2 separate regions of the Homo sapiens genome follow, and region 1 is linked to region 2. A link is an interaction called in ENCODE POLR2A ChIA-PET data of the cell type or tissue named here. Cell type or tissue: Panc1. All regions are shown on one strand. Links, peaks and the distances in the headings refer to the core of each region. The heading gives the core; the rest is flanking DNA. Region 1 overlaps DNM3 (dynamin 3). Region 2 overlaps DNM3 (dynamin 3).

Region 1 (17,040 bases), core at 3,925-11,924, 170 kb before region 2:
ATGTAAGTACCTCAATCCCCAGTACTGGATAATTATATTTTATATAATTTTTGATAATCTAACAGAAATAATAATATATTGTTGTTGTGATTTGCATTTTACTTATTGAAAGTTACAGAGGCCAGGCGCGGCGGCTCACGCCTGTAATCCCAGCACTTTGGGGTGCCAAGGAGGGTGGATCACGAGGTCAGGAGATCGAGACCATCCTGGCCAACATAGTGAAACCCCATCTCTACTAAAAATACAAAAATTAGCTGGGCGTGGTGGTGCATGCCTGTAATTTCAGCTACTCAGGAGGCTGAGGCAGGAGAATCACTTGAACCAGGGAGTTGGAGGTTGCAGTGAGCCCAGATCGTGCCACTGCACTTCAGTCTGGGTGACAGAGCGAGACTCCGTCTCAAAAAAAAAGTTACAGACCAGCCTTATACCTATTTAACAGACTTTGGTATCCCTTCTCCTATGAAATGTCTGATGTGTCTTTTGCCCATTTTAGGGAACCATTGTATTATTTTCTTATTGATTTTTAGGATTTTAAAAATAGTCTGGGTATTAGTTTTGTTTGTATTATATATAGTACAAATATTTTCTGCTTATCTATCTCTTGACTTTCAGTTTTTTTACTGGATATTATAAAACAAAAAGTTATAATTTTGGCTTAGAATATTTTAAACATTTTATGGCATTTATTTTTTATCTTATATTTTCTTCCAATATTTTTGTGGATTTTTATACTTAGCTATTTAAATTTTTGTTTGTTTGTTTGATAATCATATACTTCTGTCTTCTTAAACCACAGTTACTTATGTCTATAACTTACCGGCGAGGATAAATATTTTTCATGCTTATTGACCACTAGTATCTTCTGTTTAGAATGAGCCATTCATGCTGGTGTTTATATTCTCTTTGATATTTTTTAACTTTTACTGATTTATAAGAGAATTTTGATATAATAATTATATTGACCTTTTATCATATTTATTAACAATTTTTTAACTTTTTCTTATATAGAATTTAATTTTATTTATAAGGTTCTTGAGGTAAAGTTTTAAAAAATGTTTGATAGTAATGTTTATTGTTCTTTATTCTCTCATTTCTTCTACTGTATTTACATTTAGAAAGGTGGTACCTACCTTAAGAGCAGTTAAGTATTCATCCTTATGTTTGTAGCATTTTAATGCATCCATTATTGACATTTTTCCCTGTAACCTGTCTGAGATTCGTCATGGCACATGGTAGGAGGTGAGGCACTAACTTACAGAGCAGAGTATAGAGGCTAAGAGCATAGAATCTGCAAAGTCTAGTTCTGCCACTTGCCAGCCATATTAAGGCAAGTTCCTTAATATCTCTGTTTCTCTGTTTCCTCATTTGCAAAAGGAGAATGATTATTGCATCTACCTCTTAGAGTTGTTGTGAAGATTAAACACATTAATTTACATAAGGCACTGTGTATTTTGTAACAACTCAGTTACTATGGGCTATTATTATTTTATTCCAAAGGGGCTAATGTACAAATATAATCATATGAACAGTCCATACTATCACCATTGATTTGCAATACTTCTGTGATTGTATAATAATGTCAACAATAATAGCATAATAATCATAGCAGTTCACATTCCTTTAAAGTTTACTCTATGGCTAGGTATTGCCTTGAATGTATTCCTTACATCCACTCATGCAGTTCTACAGCAACCCTGTGAAACAGGGTCCAGTAGTTTTCCTGTTTTATAAATGATGGTACTGAAGCTTAGAAAAGTTAAATAGTTTACCCTAGGTCATACAATGGATAAGTGGCAGAATTCTGGCTTCAGTCCTGGTGAAGGATGAACTCTTAACCTAGAGTCCATATCTGGGTTATTTGTCTTATCCCTCCATCTGTTGATTTTTGTACAGTGACACACTTTTTAATTATTGCAGCAGTCTGTTTTAATAACTGCTAGGTTTTTCCTTTTATTATTCTTTTTTCAAAAATGAGTTTTGCTTTTGTAGATTACTTATTCTTTCAATTGAAGATTAAAATCTTGTCATATCCCAACTAGAGTTCTATTTGTTGATTGGGTATGTGTAAAGCTTACAAATTAATATGAGATGAAGTCTCATTTTTTCACTTGCTGTTTTCCCATCCAAACAGTTACTTGTTCTGTTTATTATAATTTTCTGTTTTCCCCCTTAACTTAGGTAAATTTATATATCTTGTTAAAATATAAAATAACTGGAAATACTCATGTTGTAATTTTAAATAGGATTTTTCAATTATATCTTCTAATTATTTATTGCTACATGAAAACCATTGATTTTTAAGCATTTATTTTGTATCACTGGAGTTTACTGGATTCTCTAGTAGTTTTAAAAATTCAATTATAATTTTTATTTCAACTGTGTAGTTACATCTTTTATTTCTATTTTCATATATTATTCCTTACAGAACAATATAAAATAGTACTGGATTTTCTAAGCTGCTTTTTACTTTAGTGGGAATTTTTTAGTCTTTTACCATCAGTTTTAATGTTGGATTTTTGTTTAAAATATATTTAGTATGATAAAGAAATAAATATGGGCCTGTAATCCCATCACTTTGGGAGGCCAAGGCAGGCAGACCATTTGAGGTCAGGAGTTTGAGACCAGCCTGACCAACATGGCAAAACCCCGTCTCTACTAAAAATACAAAAATTGGCCATATGTGGTGGCATGCACCTGTAATCCCACTTACTCAGGAGGCTGAGGCAGGAGAATTGCTTGAACCCAGAAGAAGGAAGTTGCTGTGAGCCGACATCGTGCCACTGTACTCCAGCCTGGGAGACAGAGCAAGACAAAGAAAGAGAGAGAAAGAGAGAAAGAAAGAAAGAAATTTAGGTGGGTGGGAGGAGGGAGAGGATACCTAATGGGTACTAGGTTTAGTACCTAGGTGATGAAATAATCTATATAACAAACCCCCATGACACAAGTTTCCCTATGTAACAAACTTGCACATGTACCCCGGAACTTAAAAGTTTTTTTAAAAAAAGAAATTTTCAAAAAAAGTAAATTCTTCTATTCCTCTGTATCTGAGATTCTCCATCAAAAATGGGCATTGAATTTCATTGAAGTGATTATGGTCTTACATATTGAATAAATTATGTAATTTGTTATATTGATATACTTAGAAAACATTCTTGCTTTTATTCTATAAGACTTATTTGGTTATTGGGAGTGATTGTTTGCCATTGAACGAATTTTCTTATTATTCAATTTAAGGTAACATTATTCTTTTTTTTTTTTTTTTTTTTTTTTGAGACGGAGTCTCGCTCTGTCGCCCAGGCCGGACCGCGGACTGCAGTGGCGCAATCTCGGCTCACTGCAAGCTCCGCTTCCCGGGTTCACGCCATTCTCCTGCCTCAGCCTCCCGAGTAGCTGGGACTACAGGCACCCGCCACCGCGCCCGGCTAATTTTTTGTATTTTTAGTAGAGACGGGGTTTCACCTTGTTAGCCAGGATGGTCTCGATCTCCTGACCTCATGATCCACCCGCCTCGGCCTCCCAAAGTGCTGGGATTACAGGCGTGAGCCACCGCGCCCGGCCGGTAACATTATTCTTTATAAAAAAATAATGAATATGCACTACTATTAAAATCCCTGTTGAAAGAGAAATGCCACCAAAATTAGGGAGAAAAAAATACTGTGTACTTTATTCCTGCATATCTCAATTTGCTAAATAAAACAAGAGGCTGGTTCATCTGTTGGGAGTGAGGGGAGTAGGACTTACATGGACATCTTAAGAAGATGGTGAAACTCAATATAGTTACTAAGTGGAATGTGGAAAAAAAAAAAGTAAAAGGGCTTTCAGCTGTTGGCCAGCTGGGAGAATCACCATCAGTTCACAGGCTGAGACTGCTGCACAGGGATGTCAATTTCTTCTCTTATTATCCGGCGAGAACTCTGGATCTTTCAATTTAGCCATTTAAGGGTTTAGCAAAAGACTAATTATAAAACCTCATTGACTATAAAGGTGTCACGAGATCTTTTGTTAGTGATGATGTCCATATTGCAGACCAGAATGTTCTTTTGGAAGGATGCCACTAGTTCATTATCACAGTGAAAATCAGAGTAAATAGATGAGACATTCTTGTATATATTTCCAATAGTGCTCTTTTGTTATTTTTGTTCATTGCTTCTCATACTGAAATTAAATCCTCTGAAAATAAATATGTCCCAAATTCACCATGACCAAGGCAAATTTCAGTTTCTGTCCCCAAAGCACGAATCTTTTCACATTCAGTGCAATAACATTACAGAATTTTTCCTGAGTCAGAATATTCCACAAAATATGAGACATCTTTACATTCTTAAGGTATTTCAAGGAGTCCTGTATTATGTATTCATAAAAAAGAAAGCTTATGTTGATCAGAGCAGTCAGGCAGGAGGTACCCGGTGGTTAACCTTCTGGTCTCCATTCTCACTCAGGACTCTGCTGTATCTTAAGTCTCGGTGTCAAGGTACCTAAATGCCAGGGCATATCAGGACATTTTATCATAAATTTTAAAATTTTGTTTTGTAATTGGATAATCCTATTCGAGAACAATCTTACTTTTTTTTCCTCCTCAGATATGTATATGTCTTCTAATCTTAGGGTCTCAGATTTATCATATAGTAGCTCTACATGTCAGTTCAAAATTCCATTTGCCATAAATCCCCCACCCCCTAGTGAAGTCCCTCCTTTTCTTTTTTCCCTCAGACATTTGCAATGACCAAGTCTCTTATAGCTTCTGTGGAACCATTTTTACTTTCCCTTGGGAGTAATTTGCATGGTACAGCAAGATTGTGATTTAATTGGAGTAGTCTTAGTAGCTTGAAAGAGTTAATGCAGGTCTCAGATGTATCTGAATAATTCTGGAAAGAGCAAAATGGTTTATTTGCCTAGCAATATATATTTTCTAATTATGTAAGTGCAGAAAATAAGTAAAATTTAAGAGATAATCTCTTGAAAAAATGTAAACATGTGGAGCATTCACTAATTAGGGAATGAAATGTCTTACTCCCAAAGTTACTATGAAATTTCTTTGACTCAGCAACCAATCCATTCCCCACCCCAGGGAATTCCATCAGGCTGAATTATATGGGATGAATGTTCCCTATCCAGGAAATGAGTGCCCTGGTTTTATAATTGAACCTCAGTTCCTTGAAGCTTTGCACTGTACACTTGCCTTACCAAATAATTGGCTGAAGTTTTTGTCCTGATTCTTGGTAAGGTTATTTACACACTTAGCCTGTGATGGATGGCCCCTGTGGGCAGATTATTAGCTGTACTACCATTTGTATTGCCTGGATGGAGAACTACTTTGGAAATGGTGAACAAAAATAAAATAAGCTTGGGAAATAAAAATATTAATACTAAATATAGTCATCATAATTTAAACAATTTCTAATGCCTATAATTATTATTTGTTTGCACTATAATATGAATTCTTTATGGAGTTTTGCCATCTCCAGCCCCTTTTCTAAGTTTTAATTTGAGTCTCAATTGACTTTTGTCTTTTATAAGAAAGTACGATTATAACAAAAACCTTAGTTTAATATCGAGTCATTTTATTGTTTCCTTACCTAGTCTACTAAAACTGATTTTCTTAATAAAGCTATGGAATTTTTAGCATATATATTTTATTCTCTTCAAACATCTCTTTCTTTTCCAGCAACTCTGTTCTTCCTGTTGACCTGCTGTAAAAAGTGGAGGAGGAAAAGGGAAAAGGAGGATTTGTTTTTGGGAACTCAACTATCTATAAATGACTTCCTCTTGTTTGGTACATCCACTTGCAGCATTTCATTTTCAAATGCCTGGTCGCAGGATCCATGTCCTGGAGGAAGGAACCATGTCATCCTTCACTCATCCTGTGCACATAGCCTGACCACTGCTCCAAATATTATCTCCTATAACTTCTGGCATTTCTTGTGCGTCTCCTCTTCCTGGAGTTCATAATTCATGTCACTGATTTCCGGTGCATGCAGAGTCAGGTTTTAGAAATATGAGACAATTTTAAAATTACAGATGCAAAGCCTCGCTGTTTGAGCCAACATCTGCAACTAGTTTACGGGATTAACAAAATAGCTGCTCTGGATGACTGATATTTACCAGGGCCTCTCCATTTCCCATCAGAAATCAGAATGCCTGTTACTTATATGTTCTTTAGTTTTCAATGGAAATCAGGAATTCATCTGTTACATACTTTACTTTATTAAGTTTCCTCCTGGAGTATCTTGAGTTACAGCCAATTTTCAGTTAGCCATCATTAAGCAGCTTGGGAAGAATATGGGTAATTAAAATCCACAAATAATTAAAAGACTGACTTTAACCAGGAGCTCCAACACTCTACCCTGAGACATTCTGCTGAAATTACAAACAAGTCAAACAGTTAATGTGTTGTTCTTTGTTTTGTTTTGGTGCAAACAAAAAAAATTCTGAACCTGTTACTCCTCAGCTTTCAACCATTCAGAAATACTCCTTTACATATAAGATAAAGTTCTAACATTCATTATTCATTCCCTCTTTTCTCCCTGTTCCTTCTCTTGCCCCTGACACTCCTGAATTCTGTGTTCCAGGTCTCCAGTCAGCTTCAATAGCTCAGGCTCTTTCTCTGTTCTTCTTTTCCATTATTGCCAAAACATCATTTCATTTATCAGTTTAAATAGCACTTTCTTAGGAGTACTTTTCCGGACTTCTACACTATTTTCAGTCCTCAACTGCATGTTCCCATAGAAATACATACTCCTCTCACCACAGTTTTGTATATCTACTTGTTTAATGTCCATCTCCCCAATTTGACTATATGCTCAGTTAGATCAGGGACAGTAGTTGCCATTTTCACTGCCATATTCTGTGTGTCTAACATAGAATCCGCTTATAAATATCCAACAAGTAACTGTTGAATGAAAGAATTAAATATTTTAAAATCTGGAATTAAATCACCAGCTACATAAATGTTCTATAAAATAATGACTCAAACTGTGACATTAACATCCAAAAGGGAGACTCTAAAATATATTAAAGCTGCTTATTAATTTTGGACATTACTTTCTGTCATTCAAAGGAAAAAAGGTATTTTAAATTTAATTGTCATTGCAGGTGTGACTATTTCAGTTTTCCATCTAAATAAATATGTCACCACAACAATTGTTACATGTAGGTTGGGTGCAGTTGCTCATGCCTGTAATCCTAGCACTTTGAAAGGGTGAGGCAGGTGGATTGCTTGAGCCCAGGAGTTGGAGACAAGCCTGGGCAACATGACAAAATCCTGTCTCTACGAAAGATACAAAAATTAGCTGGACAAGGTGGCATGCGCCTTTAGTGTCAGCTACTCAGGAGGCTAATGTGGAAGGATCCCCTGAGCCGGGGAGATCGAGGTTGCAGTAAGCTGAAATTGTGCCAGGGCACTCCAGCCTGAGTGACAGAATGAGACCTTGTCTCAAAAAAATAAAATTAAATTAAATACGTGTAGCTCTGAAATATGATTCTGAACATAGTAAATTCTAATCTAATAAAGAAACTGATTTAAGCTTGATTAACAATTAGAGCAAACCACTGAATTATGACTTATATTAAAACCCTAGCAGATGCTATTGTTGCTTTAGATGGGAGAGATTTTCCTTTATCATCCTTGACCTCCCAGACATTGTGACAATACAATAAGACTGCTACATGTTTACAGTAGCCCTTGGTGTTGATATTGCCCTTGATTTAGAACCATGGTACCAATAATTTATTGACTAATCTGTGATCTAGGGAAGGTATAAGTATTTGGTATTCCAAAGGAGTATAAAGCACAGTTGATCTCTACTTGATAATAATATCAGCCCTTCACTGATGCCAGACATTCTATTGAGTACTTTATATACATTCATCTCACTTAGTATTTACAAAATCTATTTGAATTTAGGATTATTAGTTCCAATTCTTAGTTGACAATAAATGAGGCTTGGCTATATTAAGTAAGTTGCCTAAGTTCACATAGCTAGTAAATGGCAGAACTGACCTAAAAGCCCAGAAAGTCTATGCTTTGAACGAATAAGCTGTAATCTTATTGGGAAAATGGGAGCACAGCAAACACAGTGGCGAGTAATTCAAAACAAGGTGATGTAAGTGCTAAACTCAGATAGTGAACAGAGTAGATAGAAGAAAGAGAGCCACATGGGCTACCAGAGCTTCTTTATTTGTTAAAATAGTATAATAGATGGACTCCTTTTTTTTTTTAATCTTAGAATGTTACTTTCAATTTAGCCATTTAAGGGTTTTGCAAAGGACAAATTATAAAACTTCATTGACTACAAAGGTGTCACGAGATCTTTTGTTGGTGATGATGTCCATATTGCATACCAGAAGATTCTTTTGGAAGGATTGCCCAGAAACTGCTCTACGTATTTATACTTCTACCTGTCATTCTCTGGAATATTTGATATTTTAATAATCATAATAATAGCTATAATTTATTGCATGGGTGTTTTATATCAGGCAGTGTGTTAGGTGCTTTGTTCTTCAAAATAACCTTGCAGAGCATATACTCTTATCTTCATTTCGATGGATAATAATAAAAATAGCTGATATGATTAAGCATTTCTTACATACCAGCCTTGTGGTAAGCACTTGACATTCATTATTTTCCTTAATCTTCACAACGACCTTATGGTCTAGGTAGCAACGGTTTCATGACTGAGGTAACTGGGGCACAGAGAGGTTGGATAACTTGTCTGGGGTGACACATGTAGTATGTGGTAGAGCTAGGATTTAAACTCATGAAGTCCAGCACCAGAGCTGGGGCTCACAATTGTTTGCTTCCACTCTGGTTTCTCCAAGGCCACGTGACTAATATGGTGGAGCTAGGGATCAACTACAAAGTCTTGGCCCTTTCCACTCATTGGTACTCTTTTGACTCTTAAATCTGAGTGATTCTTTCATCACAGTGACCCTGGCCCTGAACCTCTTCAGTCTTTCCATTTTCCAGTATGTGCCATTCCTGAAAACATAACCAATTCCTGAATGTCAAAGGAATTGCTTTTTTTCCAGTGATAAAAATCTGTAGTGATATCTGTCTTTTTATCCCTGAAAACAGAGGGGAGAATTTAATAGCATAGGCCTGGAGCTTGAGATGAGTTTGGGGCCCCACTTGCCACTTGTAAGCTGAATCATTCACATCATAAGGTTGAGTCGCTCTATGCCTCACAGTGTTCAAAGATAAAAGAGGAAGAGCAGTGTGAATCTCATAGGGTTGTTGAGAAGATTAGTGAGACATCCATGTAAAGTGCACACTGCTTATAGTAAATATTCATTAAGGGTTAGCAACCATTTTTATTATTGCAATTAATAAAGTTGTCCTTTTGAATTCTCAGAATTGTACCAGTAAACTTTAACTTAACCAGTAGTTCTCATGGCTCCTCTAATTTAATAACGTTAGCAGTTTAAAGTAGTCCTCAGGGTTATAATTAATGCCTTATTTATTTACTGAATGTGGGGTATTTACTGAAAGTATAGTTTGATGATTAAAGGTAAATAGGGTTTCCTTAGTGAAAGATTTGTCTTGATGAGATAAGAAAGTCAAATTGGAAAGAAGTAAAAAATTATATTCAGAAAATAAACTCCAAGAATGACCACTGTTATTTTAAATTTTATCTTGGTAACGTTAACATTCCTTAACTTCCTGCTATGTGTGAGGCCCTGTTCTATGGATTCCCTCATTTAATTTTCACCACAATTCTATAAGGGGATATACTATTATTAGCTCTTTCTGCCACTCCCCCACTTTTTTACAATTGAGGAACAGATGTACTCAAAGAAACTCAGGAAGTCGGAGTTCGAGATCAGCCTGGCCGACATGGTGAAACCCCATCTCTACTAGAAATACAAAAAAATTAGTCGGGCCTGGTGGCGGGTGCCTGTAATCCCAGCTACTTGGGAGGCTGAGGCAGGAGAATCACTTGAACCTGGGGGGCGGAGGTTGCGGTGAGCTGAGATTGCACCATTGCACTCCAGCCTGGGCAACAAGAGCAAAACTCTGTCTCAAAAAAAAAAAAAAAAAAAAAAAACAACTCAGGAAGTCCATGTTTTCTTAACGTAAATTTTTACTTTCCTGGCATCAAAAATTGGTCTTGACAAAAGTGCCCAAAGCGTTTACACAAAATTTTACAGCACATCCTGCATCGTGTGGCATCAGCTGTGAGTTATCCCTTTTGTGTTGTCAATCACATTTTAATTCCCTGATAGGCCAATCTCAATCACAAATTTATTGTGAGTGTCTTTTCTTCTTAAATAATCTGATGCAAAGAGGCAAATAATACTGCCTACTGCCTAGAAAAGGGATTTTGACATTATTTCCTGATTTAATTTCCTATGTATTGAATCGATGCCAGACACTCTTCTGGGGGTGGGGTGGTAAATAAGACAGATTAAGTTCTCACTCTCTCATGAAGCTTATATTTTAGTGGTGGAAAAGATAGAAAATGAACAACAAAAAGACAAATGAGCAAGAAGAAATTGTACATATTTTCAGTGTAGAGAATTAAAATTGGTTGCTATGAGGAAAAGTGAAGATGGAGGGGCAGTGTGGAGAGAGGTAATAGGAGAACCTCTCTGAAGAGGGATGGTATAAGGTGAGTTCTGCATGACAAGTCGTGGCTAACCATGCAAAGGTCAGAAGGTAGAGTCTTGCCAGAAGGTACAGCAAGGACTAGAAAGAACTTGCATGTTGTAGAAACCAAAAGATAGCCAGTGCGGCTGAAACATGTGGCAAAGAGTGGAAAGAGATTAGGCTGGGTGTTCTAAGACACTTTCTGTTTTTAGTGTGGATATTGAGATGTAGGTGATCACTTCTACCTGTTTCGTACTCTTCATAAAGGTTCTTCCATTACAGAATCTCTAAGACTCTATATACTTATGTACCTGCCCTACCCAGCAATTTGGCAAGAGTACAAAGGAAATAAGGTATCCCAATTTATCTAATGAATGAGATCCTTTCCTCTTCCATGCACTTGTGCCTTTTGTTCCCTGTACTAACACTTACTTATATAATGCTATATTCTGGAGTAATGGTTACAAGTACTGTTTAGTGCTCTGTGCATTCTCATTTGTCCTCCAACAGTAGGTACTACTATCCTCATTTATGGATGGGAAGATTGAGGCTCCGAGAGGTTAAGGATCATGCTCTAGAGGGATGGAGCTGGGTGTAGATGACCCTGGAGACTTGCTACCTCCTTAGGAGTGTTGCTTATTTTACAGTATGCATAAGTTTTATGCCACATGTGAGGCTACGGGCATCTTGAAGTCAGTCCAAAATTTTATCTTTTATAATCTTCATGCCATGTACTATCTAGTAACTATGATAAAGATGTTAAAAATGTTGTTGGCAGGATGAAAATATTTGATTAAGAAATGACACTAAAATTATCCCCATCAAAATTATCTTCATCTTCTCAAGAGAATATACCAAGGAAAGAAACAGATTGTTTACCTTACATTTGTATCCATATGAAACATACAGTCTTTTCATTGTCTGGGAGTCTGTCCACACCACAGTAACAAAAAAAGTGCAGGTTGTATATTTGGTGCTGGAGATAGAAAGGTGTTAGATAATATTCCTGTCCTCCAAGGGCATGGCATCTAGTCCTGCAGAGAGCTCTCATTCCTTTTTTCCCCTCTCATACCACATCTCCTTTCCAATAGCAAATCCTGTCATCTGGAATCTGACCACTTCTCTCTCTGCCCATTACCACCACCCTGCTCAAAGCTCCATCATCTCTCACCTGGGTTATTGGCCTCCCTCCTGCTTCTCCTCTTTCTCTTGTGAGTCTCTCCCCTCAGCAGCCAGAAAGCATTCTTTAAAACAGTGAGATCATATTACTTCCCTGTTCAAAACCCTCTAGTGATTTCCATCCTACTGAGAATCAAATCTAAAGGTCTCCAATGACTGTTAAGGTCTATGGGATCCGTCTCCTCCAGCCTCTCTGATCCAAGTTCCTAAGGCTCCTCCCCCTCTCGCTCACTGGGATCAGGCAATTGGCTTCCTTGGTGTTCCTGCCTCAGGACTTTTGTACTTATTCACTGTTCCCTCTTCCCGGAATTCATTCCCCTCCTCCATCCTGTTACACCAACACAATCCACATGCTCTTTAAATTCCTTCAGGTCTCTGCTGAAATGTTATTTTATTGAAGAGGCCTTTCCTGATTAAGTGAAAAACATCATTTTCTCTCCAACATAAACCAAGAGCATGCATTATCTCACTTAGATTGCTTCGTTTTTTCACAGTATTTATCATCTCCAGATATATAATTATATGGTTATTGTCTATTGCTGAACTCTAACCACAACTCTACCCCAACTGGAGAATATAGGTTCTAGTGCCTAGAATAAAAAAAAAATAGGTACTCAATTAACGTAGTAAGTATTCAATAACCATCTATTCAACGGATGGATGGATGGATGGATCTTCTATCTCTGGCTAATATTTAGACTCAGCTTATCTTTGGCTCTAAAAAGGTAGCACTTGCTATGTAAATAGTGTTCTGATAATATTAATGAAATATCAGTTCTTTCTTGTTGGATTGTGTATATCAGAAGCTGTAGGAAGAAGCATACCTACATGCATCTTCCCCTTTTTCAATTTGTGTCATTATCTTGTTCTTGTATTGTGCTGCCTGTGGATGGCATTCTGTCTGGATGGATGTGTCTTTTTCACACACATATGATCATTCTAAAGAGACCCCACAGGAGGTTCTCACATGCCTGCTCTTTGCTTCCCTTGTTCACTGACTTCTGCACTCATCATCCCCCTATTTCCTTGCACTGCTGTAGACCTGGTTGTTTTCTGAGACAGTCCCTATCCAGTATTCTTTTCTCACATTCCACATTTGGTGCGAATCCAAAGCCAGTCCAGCATGGAGTGGACAGGTGGTGTTGGGGAGGGGGAACAGGGAAAGGCAGAGGAGAAGCAAAGCTCCAATGGAGATTCCCTTCTTTCTCCCATAGCTGAGGACCCTGTATTCTCAAGGGTAGCCACCTCAGCTCTATGAACCAACTGTTTTTGGAAGTACATCTGGAACACTTTGGGATATTAAAATAGGGCTTTGTGGTCAAACTTGGAGTTGGTAAGCAAAGTTAAAAGGTGTGTTTATCTTGATACTTCTCAGCATTTTTAATAGAAGAATGTGCATTGTGTACGTGAGAGAAGACCGTATGGTATTGCAGGAATTTCATAACTTTTTTAGTCATGAAAACTTTTTTCATGGAATGTCTCTCTTAAATAGCATTTCTTAGAACGTACTTTGAGAAACCCTGCCTCAACCCCATCAGTTACTTAAAAGTCTTCACTGGGCCGGACGTGGTGGTTCCCGCTTGTATTCCCATCACTTTGGGAGGCTGAGGTGGGCGGATCACCTGAGGTTGGGAGTTTGAGACCAGCCTAACCAACATGGAGAAACCCTGTCTCTACTAAAAATACAAAATTAGCCAGGCATGGTGGTGCATGCTTGTAATCCCAGCTACTTGGGAGGCTGAGACAGGAGAATTGCTTGAACCTAGGAGGCAGAGGTTGTGGTGAGCTGAGATCATGCCATTGCACTCCAGCCTGGGCAACAAGAGCAAAACTCCATCTCAAAAAAAAAAAAAAGTCTTCACTGAGGCCTAAGCCTTCTCTCTATTTTAGAATACCAGAATGGCGGCATTTTTTTTTAAAATGTGCATGGCTCTTATATTTAGTCTTTGTGACTGATATGGTTTGACTGTGTCTCCATGCAAATCTCACCCTGAATTGTATCTCTCAGAATTCCCACGTGTGGTGGGAGGGACCCAGGGGGAGGTAATTGAATCATTGGGGCCAGTCTTTCCCGTCCTATTCTCATGATAGTGAGTAAGTCTCTCAAAATCTGATGGGTTTATCAGGGGTTTCTGCTTTTGCTTCTTCCTCATTTTTTTCTCGCAGCCACCGTGTAAGAAGTGCCTTTCATCTCCCACCATGATTCTGAGGCCTTCCCAGCCATGTGGAACTGTAAGTCCATTTAAACCTCTTTTTCGTCCTAGTCTTAGGTATGTTTTTATCAGCAGTGTGAAAATGGACTAATAGTGAATCAGGGTCCCACAAGTATCATCTTTAATCTTTCTCTGAAAGCTGAATTGTATTGGAAGTGGAGAGAGGAGAAAGAGGTTGTTTTTAGGAATGAGCTCTTTTATTTTGACCCCTAGTAATTACTAGCAGGTAAATCCTTAGAAGCACTGAAAAAGGTAGTGATACATAAGGGCAAGTTAGAAGTTGTGAAGTGTGTTCTCTTGCTTGGTAAGAAGAAAGACAACTGGGTCATACATAAGAGATTGTGGCACTGAACAGGGGAGTTGGTAAGCCACTCCTCGGGACCTCAAGACTAAAGTGCACAGGGCTAACCAAACTGACAGGAAAGTATGTTTGTGGTTTGCACAAGGTGAAAGCCCCAGTTACCCACAGCTATGTGCTTAATGGTGTCTATATCCTCACATCCTGCACTGCCAAAATCCACAGAACAATCAAAGGTGAGGAAGGAAGGTCCTTGATTCCTTCACATTGGAAGAGATTTAAAACTAGGATTCCACATTAGATACATGCATGCATTTTTCCCTAGAACATTAGTATTTATGGTAGTGGGTTCTCTATGAAGGATTGGCTACTAACACTTATTTAATACCTGAGTGTGTGAGCATCTCCTTAGTAATACTATTGGTACTCTTTTTCAGAGGTATGATAGGGTAAATAAATTTTTCTAGAATGTCTTAGGAACCCAAAACCTTAAAATTTGTCAGCCATTCTCATTACTTGACATTGACAAATTGCTCTATAGCTTTAATTTGAATGATTGAATGATAGCACATCTTGTTGCTTCCCTTTAGGGATCAAAATTTCCAGGAAGTCTTTTAAAACTGATTCTCTGTTTGATATGTTTTCTTCATTGGCCAATTCTTGTTTTGTTTTGTTTTTTCTTCTTTTGCAATTTTGGAAGATTTTTTTTTTCTGCATCTGGAAGATGCTGAGAAAGTATTGATTCACCATATGAAATCAGACTTACATGGGAAAATTTCACCTCTGTCACCCACCCGTTCCACTCTCGAGCTCCCCATCTCCATCAAGCCACAGCAACAACTCTTAGTGACGTTTCCCAGCCAGCAGGCATCAGGAGAGCCAGAGTGGTTTTTCTCATATTTAATGCTTTCAAACCAGTCACAGCTGGCTGCTCCTGCAAGTGCCCATCTCTCATCAGAGATGCTGAAGCTCCTCTCTGAGTCCCTCAATCCTCCCCTCTGTCCAGAGATTAAAGACAAAGGCCTGGCACAGAAGGGAGCCTTTGGTACCCTGCTTTAGCACTGTGACCCCATCACCTTTGGGGATTGGTCAGGCTGATGTCATACTAGTTGTTAATTTTTTTTTTTTTTTTTGAGACAGAGTTTCACTCTTGTTGCCCAGGCTGGAGTACAATGGAGCAATCTTGGCTCACCACAACCTCCGCCTCCCGGGTTCAAGCGATTCTTCTGCCTCAGCCTCCTGAGTAGCTGGGATTACAGGCATGCACCACCACACCCAGTTAATTTTGTATTTTTAGTAGAGATGGGGTTTATCCATATTGGTGAGGCTGGTCTCGAACTCCTGACTTCAGGTGGTCCGCCCGCCTCAGTCTCCCAAAGTGCTAGGATTACAGGTGTGAGCCACCACACCTGGCCAGTTGTTAAATATTTTTAATATTCTCTCTTCAGTAACCTTAAAACCAGTGAAAAAAATTTTACGTTTGACCTTACAGTGGCATTTGACCTTTGACCTTTCAATCTTTTCACCTTTACGTTTGACCTTTCAATCCTTTCGCCTTATTGAGACATTCTCTTTCATTCATTTTTGTAGTATTCTCTGTTCTCTCTCTCTTCTAGCCCCGCCTCGGTTTCCTTCATGGGTCCATCCTCTCCTCCCAGACATTGCACGTTGGCTTTCCTCAGCGCTCAGTCCTGGGCCCTCTTCTCTTCTCACCCAAATGCTCATTTTAAGTCATTTTTTTCACACCCACAGTTTTATTTACACCTGCAAACAACAATTCACAAATTTGCACATCTGATCCAGACATCTTTACAGCCAATGATCTATTTCACATGTTCACATCTTGACATGTCCAGACTGAACTTATGACTCCTCCACTCCCTAAACATAGTCCTCCTACTCTCTGTCCATGAATGTGCCTCAACAGTCTGTTTAGTTTCTTAAACGTAGACCTCGGGAGTCATCTTCGACACCCCTTTCTCTCCCATCTTCCATATCCAATTTATCATTGTCATACTAACTTCTCTTCCTAAATATTCTTCAAATCTGTCCACTTCTCCATATGTTCATTTCTAAAACTTTGGTCAAAGTTATCATCATTTTTAATGTCGGATTCTGCAATAGTCAACTATCAATCACCCTGTATCCTTTTTCCTCTCTCGAATCTCTTCACCAACCCAGAGCTAGAAGAGAACTTTTCATGTGCAAATATGTATTAGTCTGTTCTCACACTGCTAATAAAGATATACCTGAGACTTGGTAAATTACAAAGAAAAAGAGGTTTAATGGACTCATGTTCTACGTGGCTGGGGAGGCCTTCACAATCATGATAGAAGGCAAATGAGGTTCAAAGTCACATGGTGGCAGGCAAGAGAGAGCATGTGTAGGGGACCTCCCCTTTATAAAACCATCAGATCTCATGAGACTTATTCACTATCAGGAGAACAGCATGGGAAAGACCCACCCCTCATGATTCAATTACCTCCCACTGAGTCTCTCCCATGACATGTGGGAATTATGGGAGCTACAATTCAAGATGAAATTTGCATGGGGACAGAGCCAAACCATGTCAAAATCTCATATTGTTACCCTACTTTAAACACTTGAAAGCCTTCCCATTTCTCTCAGGATAAGGACCAAATTTCTTCACATAAATTACATGACTAAGTGTTGTTTGCTCCTCCAGGCACGCCTGGTAGGAGGCTCACTCTTGCTTTAGGTAGAGTGGCCACACTGAGTTTGCCTCTCCCTCTCCCACTCCTGCC
Region 2 (17,040 bases), core at 4,177-12,176:
AGTCCAAAGAGGATTATTCTTCAAGTCTATTGCTGTTTCAATTCAGTTAGAGTTGAATAATGGCATCTCTGGCAGCCATAAGTGTTTTCTATTATTAGCAGTGTTACCATATACTATCCTGACATTACTAAAGTAATAACACCTTGCCTAGGAGTTCTTGAATTTGAAAAAAAAAAAAAAGCCTTTAAGCCAAACAGCACTTGTAACTATAATGCTAAATGAAGATAATTGAGCTACTTCAATCATGCACTCAAGATATTAATAATAAACCTGTCTTTTAAAAATAACAATTTACAAATAAGAATCTTTGTGTGACTTAACATTGCATGTCTAATATATTTTCAGTTTTCTTTAGTTGACTTATGGTGACACCAACTTACCCATAAAGAATGTCTTTAGTACCTATACCTGCTGAAAAAAAATACTGTGAAGGTTTGAATTATATTCCTTACACATAAATTATATTATTCTGCTTCAACTTGCTGCATTCAAAGGGAAACTATTTACTGGCATGTGTAATTAATTTTAATTAACACACAGCCTCAGCAAAGGGAACCGACATGGTACAAGCCTTGGTAGAAAATGTTAGTCACACTCTGCAGCTAACTCTGAGCAGATGCATAGTTTCATGAAGAAAATATTTGCAACGTCTAACTGTAGCGAGTTTTTCTCCTTTCTTTCTTTTTCTAATTTTGAAACTGCCTGTGTTTATTTCTTAGAATCTGAAAAAAAAAAGTACTGTGGGTATAAAGGAACAGTTTCAAAAAATGCAGTTGCAGAGAGTAGTTTTGACTATTCAAACAAGTAACTGCCTTTGCTCTCAGTGTGTGTTAAATCCACACCTCACTGAAATCTTTTATAGGTAAGAGTATGAGTGATATGTGTTATACTACCAGATATTAGCCTAAACTCTTTTTAATATTATAAAATGATTTTGCTTCAGAAAATAAATAAGTTGCTCTATCATCACTGTACTAAGGAGGACTCCTTTTCACTCTTAAAAATTGTTGAAGACCACAAAGAGCTTTTGTTTATGTGGACTGTGTGTGGATTATATCAGGAATATTGTGAGTTGGTTGACTTCACATTGTTGTTTGAAACTGGCCATAGTGAGAGTATTTATACCAGAAAACTAGCAAATGCTAAAATCATAGCTTCTCCTTTTTCTAGAAAGTCTGTTGATAAGCTTTTATCAGCACACCACCAATTATATTTATTGTTAGAAATTAAAAATGAGGTTTTAAAAATATTCATTTATTTAAAACTAACCCTAATAAACCCATTTTATGTTAACATAAATTATATGTTTTACTTTAAAAATTATTGAAAAGAGTGGCTTTTTTTTACAGTTTTGCAAATCTTCTTAATGTGTAGTTTAACAGAAGACAGCTGGATACCCATATCTGCTTCTGCTTTCAATCTGTTACAATATGTTGTTTTGGTTGAAATCAATGATGAAAACCTGGCCTCACACAGATGTGTAGAAAATGGAAGAGTATTTTAATAGCCTTTTAAAATTGTGGATCTTCTTCTTTGATATTCCACCAAAACTCGACAAGTAATTGTTTCTTAAAAGTTAATTGCAATGAGGGATCTGAAATCATATCAATGAGCTTTCTATATTCTGCTACACTGATTCATTGGTCTATCATGCACTTTAAATGGATCTTTTACTTATGAATGATTTTGTAACATCATACATTTGTCATTTGGAAAACATTGGTTCACTGATTTACACAGATCTTCCAAATGTTTATACATTTCATTCTACAATGCTTAAAAATCACATTCATTAATATCCACCAATCTTATCAGAAAAAGGGAAGGTGTCAATGACGCCCATGGTGATAGATATGAGTTTTCCAAAACTCTAACACAAAAATTTATCATTGGCCACAAATAGTGTCAGTTGTTTTCCTTTAAATGACAGGCTTATTTTGTTTATTTTTGAGAAAATATCTGCCAAAAACTGAAGTTTTAGTAACGATAGATTGTTAGCCAGTTTTTCAAGTAAAAACGGAATCCCATGAAAAACAGCATCTGCTTCACCTTACAACTGCTTTGCTTGAGACAAGCACTTCAGGATACAGCAGAAGTGCTTGTGTGTACTTCTTATTTTGTGACATGGAATATTAAAATTTAATCTCTAGAAAATATTCACTTATAATTAATACATAATTATTATCTAGAATATATGAATCTAAATTAAAATTTAATCTTTGGATATAATAGAATTAATATTTTTAACTGCTTCATCAGGATATCCTTAAGTGAAACTTGCTTTTTTTAAAACTGTGATGACATAGCAGTGAAGGCTACAATGACCATCAGTCAGTACCTCATTGTGATGTTGCCTTGGTTTATGCTAGGGCACCCACCCTTGCCTTTGCACCATCAGTGCAATGTTAATATATTTGTTGCTCCATAAACCATGAAATTAAAGTGATTCTACACTTTGGCTATTTCAGTAATACTTGTGTTCATTGATAAGAATTCATTTAAATGAATATCTTTGAGGATTAGTTAGTACTGATACCAGACAAATAGAATCAAAACAAGTGTCATTCTTTAGACTTGTCCATTTTAGGGCAAAAGTATAATTCTGCAGATTAGAGTTCTAAACTCATGTTTCATGGCAGCAACTAAATATTTAATTAGACAAATTAACTCTGTCATTTTAAAATTATAGTCATTTCTTTTTCTTGACTTCTGTTATCCAGTAGACATTCAGCAATGCCAACTGTACAAAAGCTTTTAGACTCTCAGCTAGTGTGCACTTCTCCAGCTAATGCAGCACAATGATTTATCCTATAAAATGCTTCAAGGACTTTTTCACTTCTAGTTTGAAAAGCCCTAACAAACAATATTGGGCTTACAAAGAACATACCTATGTCTAAAATATTTTATTCTTTTTTCTTTAAATGTTCAATGATTCATCTCAAAATGAGGCTGTAACTTAAGTGGCATTAAAATGCTATTCAAGTGTTCAATTGCAAAAGACAATAGGTAAATTATATACATATGTTAAAAAATAAGAGAAAGCTTTATTTGTAGTTTTAATTTTTTGTTATTTATAGTTTTGTCCTGTTTCTTTGCATTAGATGCCTTCCTTCTAGGAGTCAGAGCACTAACTCTGACATGTCAGTCTTATCTTCTTCAATATCTTTAGATGTAGCTGTTGCAGCTAGGGTTGAGAAAGTTTCTCTTCAAATCTCCCTTTTTTAAGCCAATGAGCCATCCTTAAACATAAGGAAAATACATTTTCTTTTATTTTAGAACTACTAAATCCTAAAATAATACATTTTAGATAAAAATTTTAAAACTACAAGTTTTGTAAATTAAAGCATTGCAAAACAAGACAAAAAGATATACTTACTTCTTGTTGTGTCTGTACATAGGCCCAAGGGAAACTTTAGGATTTCAAAATCACAATGTATTGGATGATAATGAGGTTAACAAAGATTATAGCAAGCATAAACAAAAATAATTATTAAGGGTGTGGTAGAAGCACTGAGAACAAATGAGTTAATCTCAGAAAATGCACATACTCTCTTTCAAATTTCTAGTACACAACTTTACTTTCCATTAATTGCCAGGTAATAACATCATCACATCATGTCCCTTTTTGATAAACTTCTCTGTATATTCATAACAGAATGAAAGTGAAAAAAGCAAACTAGTATTATGACAATGGTTTTGATCTGGAGAAACATCTGAAAGGATCTTGGGGACTCCTGAAAGAGTCCTGTGTACCCCAGTAGTCCCCAGATAATACTTTGAGGACTATTGTGAAATGGCAGTTATGCAATACGTGATATAATGATTCAGTGGTGTCACATCAGCTTAAGCTGTATTTTCATGCAATGGGGGGTGTGCTTATTGCATAAGTAAGTCTGTTGGATGTTTCTCTTACTTGTGAAGAATCAATATTACATTGATTGCCAAATTTGATTTTTCAAGTCCCCTACACACTGTCGTAAAGCAGATGGTAAAGACAGAATACCTCTGAAAAGTCAAACTCATGTCAGCTAAATTGATAGATTTATCTTAGCATCGAAAGCCATGTCACTCAGTCCCCTCCTACTCAACCCCAATATAAAAACCGAAACAGTGATGGAATTTCCAGAGCATTTGTTTACTCCCTTTAACTACCATTGCTCTTTGCTGAGTGATGATGCAGGGCAGATGGTGTCAGGGAGAGAAATCATCAACTAGCTCAGGATTGAAAGGGGATGAAGATGCTAGAAATGTGTTGATGTTTGAGAAGGATGTGTGGAAATGAAGAAGTGACTAAAGAGGACAGCCTTATCACCAACAACATAAGCATATCCCTTGCTCTTTAATTCTGCCCCAGAGGGAAAGGAACAGGGCTTCAGTCTCAAATGAGAGAGCCACTTTTCTAGTCTGGGGTAAAGATATCATGCATACCTTTCCTTCCTTCCCCTCCACTGTGATAGATCTGAGAAGTGATGAAAGCCAAGAAATATTGAGCTGTTGGATTTTTTTTACTAAATGCTATGTATGCCAAGGGTTATTTGCTTAATATCCTTCATCTTGGATCAAAATGGTGAGAAATTTAAAACCGAGAATTTCCCTGAAACACTGGTTTTTAAACCTTCTCTAGTGAAGGTTTTTTTTTTTTTTTTAATTTTCAATTACTTGCAGATCAATGCAAGGTCCTATTGCACGCCTGAGCAGTTTGCAACTTGCATGGCATGAGACTCACCTTATGAGTTCAGCAGCACTCAAACTGGTCTAAACACTTGAACAAGACAGACTAGTCCACTGATCAGGGCTTGGATGTCATAGCAGTGTCAAATTGCTACAAGGGCTTCCAACTGCTTACTCTTTGTTTCTGTATTTTTGTCATTATACACTAGTAAACAAGCAGTTCTGGGACCTGAAGCAATGCTCTGTTATTGGCCATCACAAATGTAAGGTTGAATTTGCCACATGCACTGTCTAGTCAAGGTTAATTATTCCTAGACAACTATGACTTGCCATCTGTGTAGCTGTTGCTAGATGCACAAGTAGAATTAGTTATGGTAGTGTGGGCTCATCAGGTAGAACCATTCAAAGTGTATATCACTTATATCTCATAGATTAGAACACATGGTCCAGATACTTATTAAATTATTGGATAGATCAAATTTCCATTAACTATACCTCTAACACAGAGGCTATCATCTGTGTGAATATACAGATGATAGAACATACAGAACAAGAACATGCAGGCTCAATATTTGTCACTAAAGTTATTTTATCATTAATTATTTTCAACATAATCTAATTTTCTTCTACAATCTGGAAAATATTTGGATTTTTTGGCATGCTGCATGTCTGCTTCTTTATAGTGCCTTCTTTCAAATACCTGAATCATAAATGAAGAAAAAAAAACTTGAGAAAGATACAGTTGTTGACATTTCAACCTTCTTGCTCTTTTCAAAACCACCTTACCTGCTAACTTCTGTTGCCTCTCCCCACCAGAGATGATTATTAATTTTTTCTTTCACATGGCTCAACTGGTCTGACACTCTTGGAAAACAAATATTTGTTTCCAGCCCATGGAAACACACATAGTGTACTCAAGCCAGAAGTTCTGAGAAAGCACACTGTCAGGTGCTGCTACTCCTTTGGAGAACCTGGCTCCCATGAAAACATCTGAAATATAGTTCCGTAACATCATCTATTATTAAAAGATAATTTTTATTGCCTTGAAATTTCTCCTTGAAGAGTATTTCCTTACTGAAGTGTTTTATGTTTAACTTGTCAAAAATTAAGGAAGGCATGAAAGTTGCCTTATGGAACTGAAGGACTCGCATTCTGCGTTGTCTTTCCAGAGGACTGAATTAGTAATGTGTAAAAGTGGCTCAGAAAAAGATATCAGCATATCATCAGGAAGAGGTTTTTAATACTCTTAAGATTTTATGTATTACATATATAGTATATATTTTTAGTATAGCTTTTTAAAAATAGAATGGGCAACTTGTGAGTTAGCAAGCCTCCCCCCATTTCCAGAGCACTTTAGCAGAAGCTAGATAACAACTTATTGGTAGGGTGTCCTAATTTATCATCACTCTTGAGAGTAAAAGGGGACAGTATTAATAATTAGTGTGGGACAGCACTTGGCAATAAACTGGGACTGTCTGGGCAAAAAGAAACAAATGGTAAATCCTACCTGTGAATGATGTCATAGAAGAGAGTCCTGCCTGATGGGGGAATTTGGCTTAGGTGACCCCTATAGTATATACTCACTTGACTATTTTCTGCACTACCATTTCCTCATAACTTTTTCCGATAACTTATTTTGCTAATATTCTCTAAACAGGAAGAAGTTTGAAATGCATTATTAAGGATTAGATTTTAAATTATGTTTAGGAAGATTTATGTGTAAATTGTGTTATAATTCTTTTAAATCCTGTAACACAAATTAGCTTGTAATAATCACAGAAAAAAAATCTTAATGTGTGTGTGTGTGTGTGTGTGTGTGTGTATAGGACTATGTTCCAGCTGGCCTTATTGAGTGAGTGTTCTTGTTAATTATAAACCAGTCTTGAGTGTGATACCACTGTTTATTATTGATACCTTCAACCTGCTTCTGAGATTCTTCTTATGAGTTAGAGTATCCCCAGAATCCTAAATGGGGAACCTCACTTCCATATTCGATAAGCTGATGTCAATTACAATAAAGAGTATGAGAATTATAAGTTAGACAAAAGGCAAGATAGTTCCTTTGAGAGGAAAGCATGCCTTACAACTCTATGAGTTGTTTGGAAAGTTAAGTATTTGTGACAATAATGAATGAATAAGTACATATTTAAGCTTTCAAATAGCCATTGACAAAAATCTGAATCATGGTGGAATTCAAAAAAAGTTCATTATGTTTTCTTTAAAAAAATATGTGGCTAGAAAACTGTCTCTGAGAAAGATTAAGGGTAGAAATTATTCAACCTATAAGTGCTTTATTGAGCATCTGTTATGTATTAGGCTCTGAGGTAGGAGCTAATGGGTACAAAAATGGTCCTTGTCCTCTGCATTCATGACTCTAGTAGTGTATTGGAAAGAGATGGATATTTCTGTTAATGATATAGTATAACAAATGAGATTTCTCATGATCCTAATTTTCTAGATTTCTAGGACTCTAACCAGCCTTAACGTTTGTATAAGTAATCAGAAATACTTTGCAAAAACTCATATTTTGCAGATCAGGCTCACTTGGGTAGTGAAAAGACAATCTTTAGAGGATTTCACAGCGTTTTAGTAGTGAGCAGGAAAATGGCAGACTAATTGAAATGTGGAAAAACCTGAGGTGTCATGTAAATTTAGAGGAAAATGGTCCAAACTGTAGTCATAGATTCTTGGAGTCTGATCAAAGGCAGTGAGTGTAGGAGTCTCTGTAGACTAGTTCTGAAAGTATCTATGCAATGTGTTGATGTGGTCAAGTAGACATCATCAAGAATAGAAAACACACTACTGATGTACAAAATTATGGTGTTTTATAACCTAACACATTATATATTAAAAAGTTGCCAGTCAATTGCAAAAAAAGGTGTAATATAACCAGAAAAGATTCTGTAAATAATAATTAAAATAATTGATGAGGTAAGAGAATTATCTTTTATGAAAATAGCGAAAGCATTAGGATTCTTCATTATGAAAAGATGAGATGTGTTTTCAAGTGTTAATGTCATTGAATTATGTGACTGTGATTTTCCCCCAAATTGAAAACTACTAGAATAAGAAGCCTTGAATAAAAAAATATAGGCTGCACTGAAGTTCTGTCAATTATATTCCTAATAGATTACATTAGCCCTGAGAGGTGGTACAGATACTTCCCAAACAATTTATATAAAATTATGACTGCATAAAAAATTAGTCTGTTCCTAAAGGAAAGCATCTCTGAAAGCATCTCTCAGCTCAGAGATTCATTGCAAGGAAAACCTCTCTGCCTTTCCTGATGTTTTCTGTTATATAAATACAGTTGAAGTGAACACTTGGTTTGACCCATAATTCTACTTTTTTTGTATTCTGTTCAAGGTACAAGAGAATCAAAATGACAAAGCACTTATGAAGAATGCGCCAGTCTATTTTCCTTAGGTGTATAAATAGCTATGGTTTTTTTTCTGCCCAAAGTCAATATTTCAAGTATTTTCTTACTTTACTAATGCTGTCACAACTCATCATTTATAGCCCCTTCAAAGGGCCATTAGTGTTTCACAATATGTAATGCAGGGGTGCCCAATCTTTTGGTTTCCCTGGCCACATTGGAAGAAGAATTGTCTTGGGCCACACATAAAATACACTAAAACTAACAATAGCTGATGAGCTAAAAAAAATTGCAAGAAAACCTCACAATGTTTTAAGAAAGTTTACGAATTCATGTTGGACCACATCCAAAGCCATCCTGGGCCTCATGCAGCCGTGGGCCACAGGTTGGACAAGTTTGAATTGTAACAAATGTAGTCACCTTCAGGGAAGCACTCACTATACATTTTTTGCCATGCCACTGGGGAGAAGGCAAGTGTGTGATTCACTAGCCCTTTAGCTCATAAACATCCCTGCTGTGTCCTGCCTTCAGTTAAAAATCAGGAATATCAGCATGTGACTTGTTGCATAAGTATACAAACTCAGCCAGTGTCTCATTGTACCATTTACTTCACTGCCTCTAAAGTTCTGTGGCATTTCCATAACAAACCCCAGCACATGCTGACTAGAGAAGAACCCCAGCAGACCACAGTGATTGACTTAATTTGGAGGTTAAAATGTTCTTTCTCTGGTAGTTTCTATTATCACTGCGACTTTTCCCGGGACACAAGATCAGTCTCCCCATGCTTAACCCAGAGGAGTTAGGCCAGTTTTCTGTTGCTGAAATTCACTTTGCTTATTTTCACTAGCAAACTGGTTTCATAAGCATAATCTTGCCAGACTGTATGTCATTTTTCTCCCTTTATTGTAGGAAATGATTGAGTGTGTGTGTTGAGGAAACGATTGATGCTTTGCCACCTTTGGAGGGAGCAATTATTTTGTGAGAAAGCTTGAGAATAATTAATTTATGTTGGATTGAAAAATAATTGGAAGCATTTTTCAGTTCCTTTTAATACACAGATTCTTATAGTAAAAGCATATTCATTTGAAATACACAAACTTTAGAAAACTATTTAATTGAGTAGATTTGGATAGTGGACTATTGTACCCCAAAAAGGGTCTCTTATGTCTATACATTTGCACAGAATACTAGTGTATGGGTGTTTGCACTTGAATAATTCCCAAATTGGCACAAATTAATTAGCAAATGCATGTGCTTGGTTCTTTTACATTGCTGTTGTCAATATCATCAATCTTGATTTCCAGCAAGATCCTGAACACCTTAGTCACGAATTTTATCGTGAAAATGTTAAGTGCGCTTGTTCCATCTATATGCTGTTGACCCTAAAGGTACACATCCAACTCTGATTACTCTTCTGGGCTTCAAATCTATATCCAGGCTTCTTCCTACCAACCCCAGCTTAAAATTAAACTCTTGGTCTTTCCACCCAGACATGCTCCTCCAATCTCCCAGTTGCTCATGCTGGAAACTTAAACATCACCTTGGATTTTTCTCTTGCCTTCACTTTCCGCACCCAGTTTCTCAGAAACATATGATGGCTCTGCCTTGGATATATATTTAGAATTCAGCCTCTTCTTTCTTACCCCTTGGCCTCATCGGCCTAGTCATCTCTTTGACTTTGGCAGTAGCCTCCTCCTTGCTGTTGTCATCCTGCAGTTAGTGTGTTCTTCATGCAGCAACCAGAGTGGTATTTTTTAAAAAATAGATCAGATCCTATCAGACCCCTCTGCTTAAAGTCCGTGTATTTTTCCATCAAGCTGACAAAAAAATTCAAATTTATCATGGCCTATGAGCCCCTCCATTGTCTGGCTTCTGGCTCCTTCTCTGAACTCATTTCTGAGTCTCCGCATTGTTCACCCTGCTCCAGTGATACTGGCCTCCTTACTGCTTCTTGAATATGTTGAGCTTGTTCCTGTCTGAGGGCCTTTGCATTCACCAGGAATATTCTTTCCCAGAAACTCCCGTGAGTCATGCCCCACCCCCTCAGTTCATGTCTGTTTTCAAATGCCACCACCTCATTTTCTGACCACCCTATCTAAAGAGGCACCTTCATCACTCTGTTCTTTTATCCTGCTCTATTTTGTTCATGACACTTATTACTTTTTGATATTTTTATTCATTGTTGTTTGCTTTGTCTTCTCCATTTTAGTATAAGTTCAGTGAAGGCAAAAATTTAATCTTTTTTAAAAAATTTATTCACTGCTCTATCCTGAGGGCCTAGAACACTGCCTAGCATATGGTAGTTATTCAGGAATGAAGGAATGAATGAGCATGTGAGTGAATACATGTTAGTCTTGATTATGAATATGCTACAGCTTACTTCTTACTGGATTTTTTCTCTCAGTTTTAAGCTTCAACCGATTTATTTAATGATAACTACATGTTTTGTGAGGATATAAAAATGGTACTGAATAATTACATGGCACTTTGTACTTTACATTCTGCTTTTACATACATTGTTTTATTGTGTTAAATGTTTAAGAAATCATCCAAAGAAATTCCAGGCTAGTAATACAAAGACAAAAAGAAAAACATTTATGAAAATCTTATAAGGAGCATCACTGAAACTCAAATTCATGAAAATTAATAGTATCCAGATTTTAGAAATACACACATGCATGCATACATGCACACACAGAGTGAGAGATGAAAGGAATGGTTCAAGCCAAGCATCAATAATTAAGTTATCCTGAAATATTGTAAATGGGTGAAAGGACTAGATAAAAGTGGCATTCCACATCTGGAGATTGGAATATGGGAAGTCATGGTCAGAGACAGACAATTATGTTCAAGGAACAGCAAGTTTTGCTTTGATGGAAAGAGACTCTTTATAACTGGAAGTTATGAAAAACTAAATGTGATAATATTGTGTGTGTGTGTGTGTGTGTGTGTATGTGTGATAATGGAGAGAGTGTGATAGCAGAATTAAATTGTGGGAAGTTTTAAAGCTATAGAACAAGACACTCCTCCAGATTTTCAGAAGAGAACTGACAGAAGTATAGAGAAGGATATACTACTTAATGAAATACAGAGTGGATTGAAAGGAGGTAAGGTAAGACACGGAAAGGAACTGAGGAGATTGCTGAAATGTTTCAAGAGATGGAAAAATGACAGAGTTCCAGATGAACTCTACACTTGAAATCGATTTCTTTCTCCATGGTTCACAAATGAATCATCACAATGGCAATCTCAAGATGAGAGTAACCAGGAAAATCCTACCCCAATGGAGATTAAGTAATCTGTGAGCTGACACCCCCATTTTCCCCAACATAAGCATTCTTGAGCCATATGGAGCTCTAATAGAAGGAAACACATTTCCTGGATCAGCTCTTTGCCTCTACAAAGTAGCTTAGAGCCCAAATTATTGATATATATAATTTAGTACTATAAGTTACTTAATAGCTGTCGTATTTAATATAAGTAATTATTGTTACTTTTTAAAATATACCAATGAACTTGATCTTAGGATTTTTTTTCAGTGACTCGAGCTGGTTTGCAGACCCCACTCCATAATTATAGACTTCTGTTCTTAAATGTTAGCTTCTTTGTTTGGCAGTATTATACTTGTTTCTTTCTCACTGAGATAAATGTTCCTAACAAAAAGAGATAATAAATGTTTTGGGTGATGGATAGTCCGGTTACACTGATTTGATCATTATACATTGAATACTTGTATCAAAATATCACAGTACCCCATAAATATGTATAACTCTTATGTATTTACAAAAATTAAAAAAGAAAAATCTAACATATAATTTTTGGTCCTCCCAATTCTTTGCTCTGAAATTTCTAAATTATATAACATTGGCATTGAAAGAGACCAAGAGATGTCATATCCCACCTGTAGGCAAGACCATATCTAAAATACATTAGCAAGATGAAAAGCTATTGCAGTACTTGCTTCTAAGACTGCTTAGCCCAGTGTTTCCACCAAACTCAGGGCAGAGCTATGGAGGAGCTGAAGTTTGTGTTTTGTCTTGTCCGTTGCTCATCCTCGCCGCTCATTCTGTCTACCTCCTTCTTTGATCTTCCTTTCTCAGTTAATTACATCATCTGGAAATATGGCCTTGTGAACTAATCACTTTCTCCAGGAACATTTCCATTTTAATAATAATCACTACCAGTCACCATGCTAAATGCTTTGCATGCATTATTTCAAATTCTTAAAACAACCCTCTTAGTACTATCCCCATTTAACAACAAAGAAATTGAGTCCCCGAGAACTTAAGTAACTTGGTTCAAAGTCACAGACTAGCACACATAATTAACAAGTATCAGGGTTTGAATTTCTCTATCTGATTGCAATGTCTACATTCCTTCCATCACATCATACTAATTCTTATAGAAACCTAAAGCCCTCAAGACTTAAAAAAATGAAATTTCCAGAAGCTTACTTAACTAGCTGGTGAAAAATTTGATAAGGGGATAAGGATATTCCAGATGGGATATCTCTGTTTATCTACTCCACATATTTAAAAGTCAGTCTGACTTTATCTGTGTCAGGAAGCACCTTTTGTTAAACCACTGTGATGCTGGGCTTAACTCTACTTGGAGAGAGTCTTAGGTTCCTTGTTTGTCAGTATAGTTCATCAGTCTTCTTTGGCAACTATACCCCAGTGGACATCCACATGTGTTCCTCATAAGAGAAGAAAAGTACAGTCCTTCAGTTCAGGCACATGGACAGCTTATGTGACTGTCTTAGGCTTCAGGCTTTACCTTTGGGTGGGACATATTTTTATGCCCACACAGTTCCATCAAGTAGCATCGCATCAACTTGCACCTGTTTTACTCCAGAACTTCTTCCTTTCCAGGTTCCAGCCATCTTAGAGCGTTGCTAGTTACTGACAATCAGGCAGATCTGATTGTCAGAGGCTTCTTTGCATTATCAGAAAATTATCCTTCATATCCTTGTGCCACATTGTCAGTTTCTTCTCATTTTTTTCCTCAATGGCAATGGCTAAAACGCCAGGGGCTCCATATTGCTTCAGACAGTACTTCATCTGCTGCTGTCATCTTGCAGATATCTTCCCTTGGCCTTTTAGCCTCATCTCTCTTCTCTTTAGTCACTTTGGAGGCTTTCTCCAGCTCCTTCCCACTGTGCCCCACCTCTTTATTTAGTTCCTAGAACTGGACACAGTGGTTGGCAGGACTTGACCAACACAGGGCACAAGACAGCAGTTACCTTATATTCTTTCTTGTGGCTAATTTCTCCATTGCCATTTCCTGAAGCCTTTTCAGTCATTCCTCAAGTATATTCATTCCTATAGAAAACCAAGTCAGGCTGGGCATGGTGGCTCACACCTGTAATCCCATCACTTTGGGAGGCCAAGGTGGGCAGATCATGAGGTCAAGAGATCAAGACCATCCTGGCCAAGATGCTGAAACGCCGTCTCTACTAAAAATGCAAAAATTAGGCAGGCGTGGTGGCAGGCACTTGTAGTCCCAGCTACCCGGGAGGCTGAGGCAGGAAAATCGCTTGAAACCAGGAGGCGGAGGTTGCAGTGAGCTGAGATCATGCCACTGCACTCCAGCCTGGGTGATAGAGTGAGACTCCATCTCAAAAAAAAAAAAAAAAAAAAAAAAGAAAGAAAGAAAGAAAACCAAGTCAATGTTGATTTTATTGAGATGTAAGAGGGTTATATTCTAAATTTAGCAGGGAAGAGGCAGATTTCCCTAGGAAAGTGCTATGTTGTCTCCTTCCTCAGCTAAGTTTTTATAAAAGGTTGCCTTTGGGTTTTCGTTGTGGTTAAAAATGTGCAATTGCTTGTTTTGCAATAGGTTTTGTTCTGTGTTGCTACAATTTTCTCTTTTATATATTGTTTTTGCTTACAATTAAATCCAGGAAAATGTGGAAGAAAAAGAAGTGAAATAATCTCACAGCTGCTACGTTTTCCTGGAAGGCAAAGACACCTCCATTTTAAAGTTAGTTTTAAAACATGAAATCATTGTTCTTTGAAACAGCCATCTGGTCAAAGACCCCTTTGTAGAGTACATTTTTAAACAACAATTTTTAAAAACCACTAGGAGCTTTGTAAATATTTTCTTTATCTGGGTTATGAATTATTTTCAGCCTTTTGAGTAATTGTTAAAATGATGAAACTTACTGGAATAAAACAGATGTCTGTTTTTTGTTTTGTTTTTAGGGGAAAGAGGAAAATGTCATTGGGATATTGAGATTTACTTGGTACCTTGACAGTGAAATCTGAATAAATGGTTGTTAGTGTCCTTCTTAGCAATCCATTTACCATCCTTTTTTTTCTCTCTGTAATGCCAGAATATAAGCTTCATGAGAATAGCAACCTTATCTCTGTTCATCGCTATGTACCCCTAAGGGCCTAGCACAATGCCTGGCACATAGCTTCTCAAGACATGTTTATCAAACAAATAAATCAAGAAATGAATACCATAGGAACATTATACAGAATGACTTTTCATGTAATCAGTTACATAATTCATTTGTCCTTCCATTTTCTTCTACAGAGACACTTGGCATGGAAGTCTCCCTTAATAGAAACTTTCAGGTTGAAGATATGCCTAAAAATTGCTACCGTTTTTACTAGTCCATTACGGTTCTCTTATCCATGATTTTTATGTAAATCAACTCTAAATTGTTTATACTTTTACCACCTCTGAGGACAATAAATCCCACAAATAGAAGGGAGTTATGGTTCAACTCAATGGATGTATAAGTAAGGCATTAAGTGAATACAGAGGGAGAATAATTTATGCAATTATTGCTAAGTGGGCTAGACTCAGAGGAAGGAATATTCCAGTTGAGGCTGTAAGGGTGAGTAGAAATTTACCAGGTGGTGAAGCAGTCAGGGGAATAGAGGCAACAATGCATGAAAAGTCTTAAAGGGATGAAGGGCATGCCATACAGTCCCTCACCTCAGGACCATCACCAGCACTGTCATCATCTGTCTGCTGAAATATCACTCATGCAAAACACAGGCTGCCACTGAAGTGCATGATTTTTTAAAATTGAGAATGATATTTTTTCTTTGAAGAGTCGGTTATATCCATTATTTTAAAAACTGTCAGTTCACCTGAAACAGCCTCCCCAAACGAATCACTCTATAGCCAAGCCTCATGGAGACCAGGTTTTTACCAACTTTTTGCAGCAAGACTACTTATGTGGCCCAGACTTTGGGCCATGAATAATTTTGTGCAAAACTCACCCCATCCCAATCTCACTGAATGTTAGCAGTGGGGTGCTGCAGAGTCTGAATGAAGGTGGCGGTGGTGTTGGTGATTTCCCTGGGTGGGGCCAGGGGACACAGCATCTTGGGCCCAAGCACATCTTAGGCAACCCTATCCGCAAAGGCCCAAACTTCCCAGATGCATCCAAGACATCTTTTTGAAGCCTCAGACAGAGCAGTAGTATGAAGACCTATTTTTCCATGTAATAAAGGCTCATATAAAACTTTTCAAAATCAGTTCAAGGAACTCACTTTGATATGACTTGACATGAATTTAAATAACAACAATAATAATACCAAGAGGTAATAATTTAGAAATAATTTGAAAGCCGAGTTTTGTGGGGAACCATTACATAAAACCATTGGCACCATGATCCTACCACTCTCATTCTTCTGAAATTTTCCTCCACCCTTTTCTGTTTCACAGTATCTTAATGTTGATAAACTAACACAGACAGCCCCAACGCAGTCCCAGGCTCTTAGAGCTCGCATCTAACTCCCTCTGGGTGTTTGTGGGATAACATGAATCTGCAACTGTCCATATGATTTCACGATTGTTGTTTTTTGGCTTCTTGACCTACGTTATGCCTTCTGGGATAAGATGCTGCTTGCCTTGCATTGATAGTTCCTCAAAGATCTTATTTTTTAGAACTTTTAAAGTGAGTTATTTATATATATATATATATACTATTATCATTTAGTCATTAACTCAAATGAAAGATCCCACACAGAGTAATTTTTATACATAGTAAATATGGAAGGAAGAGGCCAAGCTAGCACAGACTGGGCAGCAATTTTTCCTGTCATGTGAAAAGTCATGGCATGGGTGGACCAATGGCCTCTCTCTCTATTTATTCCTCTGATTTCAGAAATGCTGAGTTTCAGCAGGCTATTACCATATATTCTGACCTAATAAATGAGACAGACTGAGAATAATTGTGGTTCTCTCTGCTTTCTTCACCAGTTCCTTTTATTCCATTCCACTCCTTTCATTGCTTTGCGCTAAATGAAATTTGGATTGCAACAACAACTTTTTAAAAATGACATTGTAATATTGGCTAATTTGCCTGGTATTGGTTATGCCCAAGTAGACACATGACCTGTGGCTGTTTGGCTTGTCCCCCTATGGGAAAATAGTTTAATGAAGCTAATACGTTGTACTAAAATAAAATAAATTCACATGGCACCCAGCATCACAGCCACAAGCAACATGGTTATTATTTATTACCCTGAGACACCAGCCCCACATCTCCAACTGCCTACTGGGCATTTTCACTGTGAGGGCCTTCTGTCGCTTCCTCTTTAATCCATCTGGAACCAAAACCATCACCCTCCTTTCAAAGCCATGCCTCACTATTGGAGTTTTAGGGGGCCAATTAATCATACCAGTTACTTCCCCTGTCTAGTTAAAATTGTTGCTGTTGCTGTTTTTAGAAGCAGTACACAAAAAGCAAACAGATAAGGCATGAAACAAATAGATCCAGATCTGTGGCCAAATGTCTTGCTCATACTTCAACTCCCAGTAATCACAACCACAGCTGAGCAACCACAGACCTCTACCAGAGGGCAGAGCTCATCAGAACATCTTGGAATAGGAGAGAAATGCCTGTGTCCTGCAGGCACGTCTTGCTCAATTTCTCCTTTATAGCTCACCAGTCAAATCAGCCAGTCCTCCTCTTTTGAGGGGAAGAAAATGAAGGCTAAGGAAAAGGGGCCAAGAGCTGAAGTCCCTTC

Evidence for each region. Peaks named below come from ENCODE experiments on the same cell type or tissue, not always from the same donor. Only the 100,000 strongest peaks of a DNase experiment are listed, where the experiment ranks them.
Region 1: POLR2A ChIA-PET joins it to region 2 with 7 read pairs; 1 of 35 experiments calls an interaction of 5 or more read pairs at or near these places.

What each region holds. Positions count from the first base shown.
Region 1 is chr1:172,103,602-172,120,641 of GRCh38, forward strand. The region is part of intron 13 of DNM3 (dynamin 3); the gene reads left to right. Among named protein-coding and RNA genes, the nearest start is that of MIR3120, 27 kb to the right of the region's middle. In Panc1, for the core only: no CTCF peak of the experiment used is centred there; no DNase peak of the experiment used is centred there; H3K27ac peaks cover 3,586 bases.
Region 2 is chr1:172,270,094-172,287,133 of GRCh38, forward strand. All of the region lies in intron 15 of DNM3 (dynamin 3), which reads left to right. Among named protein-coding and RNA genes, the nearest start is that of DNM3OS, 130 kb to the left of the region's middle. RefSeq lists an enhancer at 8,254-8,908. In Panc1, for the core only: no CTCF peak of the experiment used is centred there; no DNase peak of the experiment used is centred there; H3K27ac peaks cover 7,359 bases.